Regions from separate parts of the Homo sapiens genome. Here region 1 is linked to region 2. Evidence: chromatin loops called from intact Hi-C (ENCODE). Cell type or tissue: Caco-2. All regions are shown on one strand. Links, peaks and the distances in the headings refer to the core of each region. The heading gives the core; the rest is flanking DNA.

The links. Peaks named below come from ENCODE experiments on the same cell type or tissue, not always from the same donor. Only the 100,000 strongest peaks of a DNase experiment are listed, where the experiment ranks them.
Region 1: a loop joins it to region 2, with 8 times the contacts of the local background. A loop is called at or near these places in 4 of 110 quality-filtered maps.

The regions. Positions count from the first base shown.
Region 1 is chrX:66,201,001-66,205,940 of GRCh38, reverse strand. HEPH (hephaestin) reads right to left here. Exons shown (of 21, transcript NM_001367233.3): 13 at 2,364-2,577. Among named protein-coding and RNA genes, the nearest start is that of HEPH, 39 kb to the right of the region's middle. In Caco-2, for the core only: no CTCF peak of the experiment used is centred there; a DNase peak (open chromatin) is centred at 2,620.
Region 2 is chrX:65,578,520-65,584,596 of GRCh38, reverse strand. No RefSeq gene overlaps it. Among named protein-coding and RNA genes, the nearest start is that of LAS1L, 47 kb to the right of the region's middle. In Caco-2, for the core only: a CTCF peak has its summit at 2,447 (motif pointing left); a DNase peak (open chromatin) is centred at 2,476.

The DNA of each region.
Region 1 (4,940 bases), core at 798-4,797, 620 kb before region 2:
GATTCAAGTCTGCTGCTCCTTCCCTCCCTCGTTTTCTAGTCCTGTTCTTTCATCTTATACTGCATCATTTTCAAGATGAGTATACCCAGGTTCAGAGACGGGAAGTCACTTTTTAAAATTTCCAAAAACTGAAACAATTCAGCAAGCAAAAAACAAATCACCCCATTAAAAATGGGCAATATATGGGTGTGGCAGCGTGCACCTGTAGTCCCAGCTACTTGGGAGGCTGAGGCAGGAGAATTGCTTGAACCTGGGAGGTGGTGGTTGCAGTGAGCCAAGATCACACCACTGCACTCCAGCCTGGGTGACAGACTGAGACTCTATCTCAAAAAAAAAAAAAGCATGAAAAATAGATCATTCTATCAAAAAGACACATGCATTCATATGTTCATCACAGCACTATTCACAATAGCAAAGACATAGAATCAACCTAGGTGCCCATCAGTGGTGGACTGGATAAAGAAAATGTGGTATGTACAAACAATGGAATTCTATGCAGACTTGAAAAAGAATGAAATTATGTCCTTTTCAGCAACATGGATGTACCTGGAGGCCATTAATTTCTCAGCAAATGAATGCAGGAACAGAAAACAAAAAAGTTCTCACTTATAAGTGGTAGCTATGCATTGGGTACATATGGACATAAAGATGGCAACAATAGAAATTGGGGTGGAGGGCAAGGGTTGAAAAACTATTGGGTACTATGCTTACTACCTATGTGATGGGATCTGTACCCCAAACCTCAGCATCACATAACATGCCCATGTAACAAACCTGCACATGTACCCCCATACCTAAAATAAAAGTTGAAATTAATTAAAAGAAAGATTTAACAAGAGACACTGGGGATTACTAAAGGGGGAGGAGGGATGCGGAAAACGGTTGAAAAACTAACTATTGGATACTATGCTCACTACCTGGATGACAGGATCATTTATATTCTAAAATGTAGCATTGCACAATATACCCATGTAAGAAACCTGCACATGTACTGCCTGAATCTATAATAAAAGTCCAAATTATTAAAAAAACCATTCTCACTTGGGCCCTACCTGAATGCTAGCAACTAATATTATATTTTTAAAAAACTGATGTAAATATCTCTTTTCCTTTTTCTTTTTTTTAAATTATAAGATCTTGTTAGAAGTATCTCACTGGGTTCTGATCAGAAACAAGTGAGAGGAACTAAATAAATAACTGATTTCTACATAAAGTCAAATTTTATTCTCAGTAGTTGCTGATAATTCAATTGTGGCTTAAATTAGTGTTTTCAAAGTCAGTATCAATTAGTAACATATTTTCCTTTTAGCATGTATATAGACAGAGGTGATAGATGGAATCTTCAAAAAAATGTCCAGCCCAGTTATCTGCTTCTGTTTACAGAAAACTTAGCATACATTCCATGGATTTTTGTTTTCATAATTGTATGTCTATCTGAACATCAAAAATCAAGAATTAAAAATAAAGTAAAATTTTTAGATGTTTAGCAGGAAGACTTCAACCTTCAACGAACAACGCAAAGAGTAAAAATTGCTAAAGTGTAGTGACAGCACCAAAAACAAAGTAGTGGAGACTGCTAATTTGTATCTCCATTTCCGTTCTCTCCTTCTTTTTTAGTAATAGAATCACCTAACTTTTAGCTGAGCACATGGCTGACTAATTAGAGATTACATCTTTTAGACTCTTTTTGCAGCCAATTATGGCCATAAGAATTAGTTCAGAACAACAGAGTATAAGAAAAAGTGATATATACAATTTCCATGCTGTGTCCTTATAGACAATGCTGCTTGCCCTGGACTTCTTTCTTTCTTTCTTCATGATAGCCGGGAATAGCTACAACTGGAACAGACATCTTGGCCCCAGAAAGGAAAGCAAGTGCTGAGGATGATAGGGTTCACCTGCCAGCCCTGAATTGCTCATATTTGTATTATTATGTGAATAAGAAATAAAATTCTATCATATTTAAATCACTCTGTTTTAGACATTTTCTGCTACATAGCTTAGTCTGTACCTTAATAAATGCAATGCCATTTTGTCAAGGGACAGCTGAGCTTGAGACATTCAATCCCTTGAGTAAATCCTGTAAAATTTAAGTCCCAGGGTAAATACTTCCAGCTAACTGAAAGAAGAGAGACAAAGATTAAGAGGGTGAAGGTGTGGGCAAGCTTTATTCCCTCCCTATATCAATATGGAAGCAGCAGTGAGCTAGAATTCATAAGAGCTGCATTATAGCCCCATCTCCCAAATCTGTTGGTATCACATTAGGAGACCTGAGATAAGAGTCTCCTCATCTCAGAATTTCAGTATTCTCATTTGCAAAATGTTTTTCTAAAAGTGTAATCTCTCCATTTATGAAGCCTTACCTGTCCTTCTCAGACTGGTTGTGCCATTCCCGTTCCCAGCTCCGGTCAGGGCAATAGTCCCACTCTACTTCTTCTGCCATGATATAGTAGATTCTTGCAGCTTGGTAGCGTTGGCGAGGGGTGGCTTGGTGGCCAGGACACTGGGAGACATTATAGATTGCCCTCATCCCTGCTTCTCGATGGCTGCCTGCCTGGCAATAAATCTCAAATGTCCCTGAGGGAGGATCAGAGAGAAAAATCTGACTCAGAACATCCCTGGGTAGTGCCTGGGGGATTTCCTGCCTTTCCCTAGGCATACTGCAGAAAAGAGTTAGTTTCAGATAGTCTCAGATAAGGCTCTTGCCTTAACTACACATAGATAAAAGAGTATTTAAAGTTTATTGAGAGTAATGGGCTCAAAGGTTAAGAGCTCCGGCTCCAAAGCTACATACACTGGGTTTATTAAAACTAAACTCTGCCGCTAGAATAACCAACTTCTTCCAGGGTGTTTCTAGTTTTAGCACTGTAAGTCCCATATTCCTAGAAACCCCTCAGTACTAGGCAAACTGCCATGGTTGGTAACCCTATCTTTCATTTATTATATATAAATCATATATATATACATATATAAAAATATATTATGTGTGTGTGTGTGTGTGTATATATATATATATATATATATATATGCACACATAAAACCTTGTGGCAATTGCTAAACCTCTGTGTTTTTCAGTTCCCTCATCAGTAAAATGAGGATTATTTTACTTTATTTGGTTGTTTTACAATTAAACACAATAATTTGTGAACAGTGCTTAGTATAGAACATATTCAATGTTCAGTTAAGTGATGCTATAAATAAGTAAATATAGCTGTAATAATTCTTATTCCAAGAAAAACATTGATGAGTTGTCTCCTATCAAGTACCAAAGAAATAAAGTAGACTTCAATAGTTAGGTAAAAAGAAAGAGAATGTCTTGATTGCAGAGGGATGCTTACCTAAGACAGCTTTAGAAGGTCCTTCACTCATTTTTTACAATGGAATGTGCAGGTAACAGTCTTAAATGTCTGTGTTGTGAAGTTGCCTGGACCAGATCTTAAGCTCCAAATTTCTAACTCAAGGATACTCAAACTCAATGTCGATCAAAAGAAGCTAAATTTCTTAGAACATTACTCTCATTGTTTCCTTACTTTGCTGCTCAGTGCTTATCCCATCACTACAAACTCTTCTTCCTGGCTTTCAAAGCCTTCTATGAGTTGGCACCAAACTACCAATCCAGTTCCACCTCCCACACATTGTCTCAAACTCAACTAGCACTCCAACTACATGGAACTCTGACTGTTTCTCTCACACATCTCATTCATTCCTACCTTGAAATCTTCATTCATTTTGTTATCCTCTTTCTGGAACTTACCTGCCCACCCCACCCCCAAGTATCTATGAGAGTCCACTCATTATCCAAGACTCAATTCATGTTTCTTTTCCAGAAAGCCCTCCCTGACTATTTTGGCCCAAATAGAGTTCTACATTCTTCACTTCTCCACCTCTAATGCACTTTATATCTAAACCACATGTTAAAGGGCTAAGTGCCCCTCTCTTTTAAAATGATCCCTTCTACTAGTTTATAAACACGTTGAAAGAAAGGGTCTACTCATTTCTTTCCACATCTACTTCTTCTATTTCCCTTACCACCGTTATCTATTGCATCAGTAAATCCTATCAGCAATTCCTTCAAAATTATTTTTTCGTTTAAACTGCCACTTCCCGAGTCCAAGCCACAAGCTTCTCTCACAGAGAAAACTGCAATAGCCTCCAAATTGTCCTTTCTATTTCTGAGGAGACCAGCTTTATGTCAAGTGTTTGTCAAACTCAGGACTAGGTTAATATTATTAAAGCGTTGAAGACACTTGTTCAAGGATGTTTTTCCCCCCAGATATGAATGAAATTTACAGGAGTAAAACAAAAGTTTAATAGGAACTGCGTGGAGCTGACAGGTTGTTCTTACAAACACTATTGCCATCTAATGGCTGGAAAAAAAAATACACCATAGGGACTAAAGAAAAGATAACTGCTCTATTATGAAATTCTAGAAATACATAGAATCTGAAGAAACATTATAGTCAAATATCTTCATAAAAGGAAGAAAAAGGATATAGAGGGAAGGAGAGATGGAGGGAGGACAAAAGGACAGAAGGAAGGAAGGCAGAAAGGAAAGAATCAAGGCAGGAAATCTAGCTAGAGAGAAGGGAAGTAATTAGACCAAAGTTACGCAGCAAGTTAATGAAAGAGCCTGAACTAGGGCTCCTGTGTTCTGATTTCCAGGCTGAAATTGTTACATCACCACACACACACACAAACACACACACGGGGTGGCAGGGGGCAGAGGGTGGGGCGCATCATGGGTAGAAAGAGAAAGAGAGAGGGAGAGATCAGAAATGAGTCTGTAGAAAGCCTCACAGAATATCAATTTGATAGCACTTATAAGTGCATTTTATTGACCTTCCTCCCAATAAAAGTACTGTACCTATAAAATCTCTGTGTTGTCAAGTCCACTCCCTGCCATATAAGAACTTCACTAAAGCTGAGCAACATCCCAACTT
Region 2 (6,077 bases), core at 892-4,891:
CAAGACAGCATGGGAAACATCGTGAAACCCTATCTCTACTAAAAATGCAAAAAGTAGCCAGGTGTGGTGGCACACGCCTGTAGTCTCAGCTACTTGAGAGGCCGAGGCACAAGAATCACTTGAGCCCGGGAGGCAGAGGTTGCAGTGAGCTGAGATCATGCCACTGCACTCCAGCCTGGGCGACAGAGTCAGACCTTGTCTCAATAATAATAATAATAATAATAATAAAGAAAATGTGGTGCATATAAACCATAGAATACTATGTAGACATAAAAAGCCTGCATGCAGTGGCTCACGCCTGTAATCCCAGCACTTTGGGAGGCCAAGGCTGGTGGATCACTTGAGGCCAGGGGTTCGAGACCAGCCTGGGCAACATGGCAAAACCCCATCTCTACCAAAAATACAAAAAGTAGCTGGCAATGGTGGTACACACCGGTAACCCCAGCTATTCAAGAGGCTAAGGCATGAGAATCCCTTGAGCCCAGGAGGTGGAGGTTGCAGTGAGCCAAGATCATGCCACTGCACTCCAGCCATGTCAATAGAGCAAGAATCTGTCTCCAAAAAAAGAAAAGGAATACTACACAGTCATTAAAAGGAGTGATAACATGTGCCTTGCAACAACATGAATGGAACTGGAGGCTATTATCCTAAGTGAACTAATGAGGAACAGAAAACCAAATACTGCATCCTCTCATTTATAAGTGGGAACTAAATGATGAGAACACATGGACACAGAGAGGGAAACAACAGAAACCAGGGCCTACTTGAGGGTGAAGGGTGGAAGGAGGGAGAGGATTGAGAAACTACCTATCGGGTACTGTGCTTATTACCTGGGTGACTAAATAATCTACAGTCAAACCCCCGTGACATGCAATTTACCTATATAACAAACCTGAACCTAAAATAAAAGTTAAATAAGCCAGCCACAGTGGCTTACGCCTGTAATCCCAGCACCTTGGGAGGCTGAGGCAGGTGGATCACCTGAGGTCAGGAGCTGGAGACCAGCCTGGCCAATATGGTAAAACTCTGTCTCTACTAAAAATACAAAAATTAGCCAGGCATAGTGGTGAGCACCTTTAATCCCAACTGCTCAGGAGGCTGAGGTTGCAGTGAGCTGAGATCATGCCATTGCACTCCTGCCTGGGTGACAGAGCGAGACTCTGTCTCAAAAAAAAATAATAATAATAAGTTAAATAATTTTTAAAAGCTTCTACTATGTAGGTTTTAGGACAGAGGAGAGTGGAATACTCGCTGTTGGAAGACTGCCCTCCTTCAGAATGCCCTCTCAGGCTCCCTTCCCCTTTAATCTACCATACTTTCAGTCAGGCTTGCCTGCCTTGTTCACCTTAACTGTCCCTTGGTGGCCTTGTATACGTATGAAGTACTGGGTCTTGCCCTCTCCATACGGGAGGGCTAGAACTCTGTCCATATCTTGGGAGCCTGTCCCATACGCTCTGTACCTTATCTGACCAGGTGAAAAGTCTCTGTAAATCCAGAATCTGGCCCCAAACCATTTTTGTGAACTCTTTTCCCACTCCGTCTCTCCTGCCACCTCAGACTACTCCCTATTCCGCCAAAACAGCATAATGTACCCATCCCTCATTTTTCCTTAAGCCATTCCTTCTGCCCAGAATGCCTGCCTTTCCCTCCCCCTCCTGCTCTCCCTTTCTCCAAACCCCTCCCCCACCACACACAGACATCTGTTCATCTTTCAAAGCCCAGTTAAAATGGCTCCTCCTCTGTGAGACCTTTCTTATCTGGTCAGAATATATCCCTCCTTCCTCCCTGTCACCTCCAGCAGTTTATAGTTCTATTTAGCACAGACTCCATTCTTCCTTGTGCACTGGTTATTTGTTTACTCATCTATTCCCCACTGGCTGGTAAACACTTTGAGGTTTACTCATCTTGGTGTCCCACCCACCATTCACTTCTCTCCCACCCACCACCGCAGCCTTGCCTCTATCACACAGTGCCTGGCATCTAGTTTGTGATCAATGTTTACTAAGCAAATGAATGGCTCCTTATCTTTTCCCTAGCGCCATGGAAAGCTCAAGAAAAATCCTGGCCCATGTGTTGTAGAGGATCCCTGCTTCCATGACCACCCCCTTCTCACCCTCACCCCCAAACCCATGCCTTGGCCCTTGTGCGCTTTTATTTTTTTTTTTTTACCCACCCTGTGTGTGACCCAAAGGCCCAAAATTGCATCGCTTGGATGTTCATTGGGAATTCACTCACATAGTTGCAAAATTATGAAGCTGGAAGGGATTTCAGGGACCCCCCCACCATCTGTCTCCTATTTCACAAAATGAGGAACTGAGGCGCCTAGAGGTCAAGAGATTTGCCCAAGTACCCTCAACATATTAGGAGCCTAGTCAGAACTAGATCCCTGAAAAGTTTTCGAGTTTTGATATTTGGTTTGCTTTGCGTGTAGCCACCGCCCACTAACCTTGCACAGAAAAATGGGTAAATGGCGCCACATAGTGGCTAAGAGGCTTAGCGTCACCTAATGGTCCTGTTCCTTAAAAGTGTAATTCCCAACCACATCCTGCTTTGCCTTTGTCTCCGAAAGAGGAGGATACAGGGAGGTCACCTTCCAGGAATATCCCGCAGAATATTCAAGTAGCCCCAGCTGCTCCAGGCAGGAAACAAGAGACAACCGTTTTCTTCAGTGTCTGCACCAGAAAGAGAGGGATTGGGGACAGCAGGCAGCTTGAAAGCCAGAGAGTCAGGCTTCCTAAAGGGGCTTGGAAGAGGCGTCTCAGACCTTCTGTAGCTGAACCAGCTCCGAAGCTGCCTCCTGGGCCTGTGTTGCTGGGCTGGCTGCTTTACTGAATGGTTCTTTGCCACATTTGGCCTGCCAGGAACTGGCTTCACAGCCTGACACAGGCCCTTCTACCCAAAATATGCAGGTCTGAAAACTCAGCGTCCAGAGCTGAGAGGTAAATACCCCTAGATTCTTTCAATAGAAATTTTAAACAAGCTATCTTGGAGGTTCGGAAGCTGGGCTTTTCCCTCTTCGCACATAGAATTGCACTCTAGTTGATGCGACCCACCACCCCCCGCCCCGCCCCACCCCATGAAGCCTTCCTCATCCAGCTCTTAGCAAGAATCTTCTACATTGTAGGTCAAAGGAAAAGGGACATTTAGACTCAGGCAGAAGAGGGAAAGGGGGACATATTTGGTGTCATATGCCAAGATCTGACAGCATGCCTCATCTGGGAATGGAGATTCTTGGAAGTTCAGGAGAAAACAAGAAGCTCCCTAGGGCTGAACCTAGGGCAGGGCCACCTGCTTGGCCCTGCCAATGAGCCGTCATCCTTGACCCCCGTTTGGCCTCTGGCTTGAAGCCTGGATGGAAGGAAAATGGGGGAGGATTTGGGCCCCCAGGAAAATGAGGCTTGGCCCTTGCTGGCTCTGGGAATAAAATTGGGGGCTGATGACTGAAAATCAGGCAGAGGCTCAACAACAAATCAAGCAAGAGTCCTGGGGTAAATGAATCTTCATTATTCTCCCATCTGGGCCGTGAGTTCTAGGAATTTGTCCAAAGGATGAGGCCCTGAGTGAGCTGGCTGCTGGCAGGCTGGTTGTGGTGCTTAGAAAATTGGGTGAGGGGAGGAAAGGATAATAAGTGAAGGGAAAATGGAGACCAGTGGGGGTAATAGGAGCTTAGGCAGGGGTCAAAGCATATTTTGTGGGCTGAGATGGAATTTATGCAGCCCAATGATGTTTAAATGAAGTGATCTTAGAAATCAATTTCCTGGTTGGCTTGGAACTCCTAGGAGTAAAGCAAGACAACTTTCCATACATGAAGGGCTCAGACCACAAGTTTCTCTTCCATCCATTCCCCTCTTCAGACCTGGAGCATACAATGCCATTGTCTCCTGGAGTTGTCCCCTCACCCCAAAGGGATGCTGATTCTGGAGCTCGGATGATTCTAATACTTGTTATCTAACCTCTTTACATCCATGGAGTATTCCATATACTTCAGCTACTTTTCAACATCTAACAATTAGAATGCCAGGGCAATCTGGCCATAATAGGTTACCACCTGGATGGCCATCTAATTAGCACCCCCATAGCTCTGTGAAGTTGGCAGGATGTGGAGAGCTCCCTCTTTCTCTCTCTCTCTCTCTCTCTCTGTCTGTCTAATACAGATGGAGTCTCTCTGTGTTGCCCAGGTTGCTCTTGAACTCCTGGGCTCAAGTGATCCTCCCGCCTCCCAAAGTGCTGGGATTACAGGTGTGAGCTACTACACCCAGCGGAGTTATCTCTATTTTGCAAAGGAGGAAACTGAGGCTCAGAGAGATGAAGTTGATTAGACGGAGAATATCCGTGCTGGATAGATCTCAGATCATTCTAGTCAAAATCACATTTTGATAATCAAGGCCCAACTCCTCCTACCCCTCAATGCCCATTTCCAGTGACTAGGTACTCAAACACCTGCAGCAACTTGGAAATCTCTATGATCTAAGGCAAACTTTGTCCTCAACCCATAGCCTATTAGGTATGGGGCTTGAACTAGGAAGCCAGGGCTTTAGAAAGGAGCTGGCACCTGACTTTGGGGAGCTTAGTGTTTCCCAAGTTGAAAGCTTTTACATGGTTTTAGCTAGTTTGCATCAGACATCCTCTTATGTTGTAGCCAAATCAAGACTCAAGGCGGGAGGGGGCAAAATCACCTGAGAAAAAGAAAGAGATAATAAGCGATAGAGTGCTGAAAATAAGCCTTTATCCTAGAAAAGTGTCTGGGCCAGGTAAAGGATGGGAGAGATGGGGTAGGACTGGAGGTGGGAAGGAAAGGAAAAGTCTAACCAACTCCATGGAACCCAGAAGATTTGAAGGATATCCAGCCAGCCTAGGATTAGAAGTTTGGATGCTGGTTAGAGGAGGCAGCACTGGGGTCTGATCCCAACTGGAATGCTACTACAATTGGGCCACTTTGTGCAGACCTTCCAGGTTAACAGCTGCCATGTTGCAGATAAACTCCTCATCCTTCACTGGAATGTCAAAGAATGAAATTTTAAGAGGAGGAATGCATGCCCAGGTGCGGTGGCTCATTCCTGTAATCCCAGCACTTTGACAGACCGAGATGGGTGGATCTCCTGAAATCAGGAGTTTGAGACCAGCCTGGCCAACATGGAGAAACCCCGTTGCTACTAAAAATACAGACATTAGTTGGGCGTGATGGTGGGCCCCTGTAATTCTAGCTACTGGGGAGGCTGAGGCATGAGAATCACTTGAACTCAGGAGGTGGAAGTTGCAGTGAGCCGAGATTGCACCACTGTACTCCAGCCTAGGCAACAGAGTGAGACTCCATCTCAAAAAAAAAAAAAAAAAAAAAAAAAAGGGTGTGTGGGGGGTGGAATGCAGCTCTCTTCTACCTCTGAGTAGCTGTTAAAAAAAAGGAATGCAGCTCTCTTCTAGCTCTGAGCAGCTGTTTTGGAATTGAAGGTGGGGGAGAAGTGTATCCCGAACCAGAGAAACTAACCTAAGAAATAATTCTATAGTGTTGCTATTATATAAGTAATAGGCATCATACATAAGACTAGTATTAGTAGGAAAACTGGGGCCCAGGGAGAAGTTATTGTTTACATGACATCAAAACTAAGCAGACCATTTGGTCCGTTTTGGTCAAATTGGTTCACCTGATTGATTTAGTGGAAAACAATTAGCTGAGCTTCTTGGCATGAAGCTTACCAAATAAAAAGTTCCTTCAACTAAATTTTTTGCTTTTCCACTCCATATTTTTGATTCATGGAGACACTAAGTCTGGTTCTCACCTCACCTTGAATCCTCAGCACAGAGGACAGAGGCACTTTTGTGCCCATCCCATGCCCACCACTGTTCCCTCTGCCCACCCTGCCCTTGCCAGACCTGGACTTACATCTAAGCAAGAAAAAGATTCTGTAGGAAATAGCTTAGAATATACTACTTCCTTTTCCCTCTCTCTCCCTCTGCTTCCTTCTCCCTCTCTCCCTGTTTACCTCCCTCCCATGGATATATAAAGGGCTCTGGACTCCTAATCCAGGGCCCAGCCCTCTATACTCTGCTAGCAGGGGCTTCCTCTCAACCAGCTTATC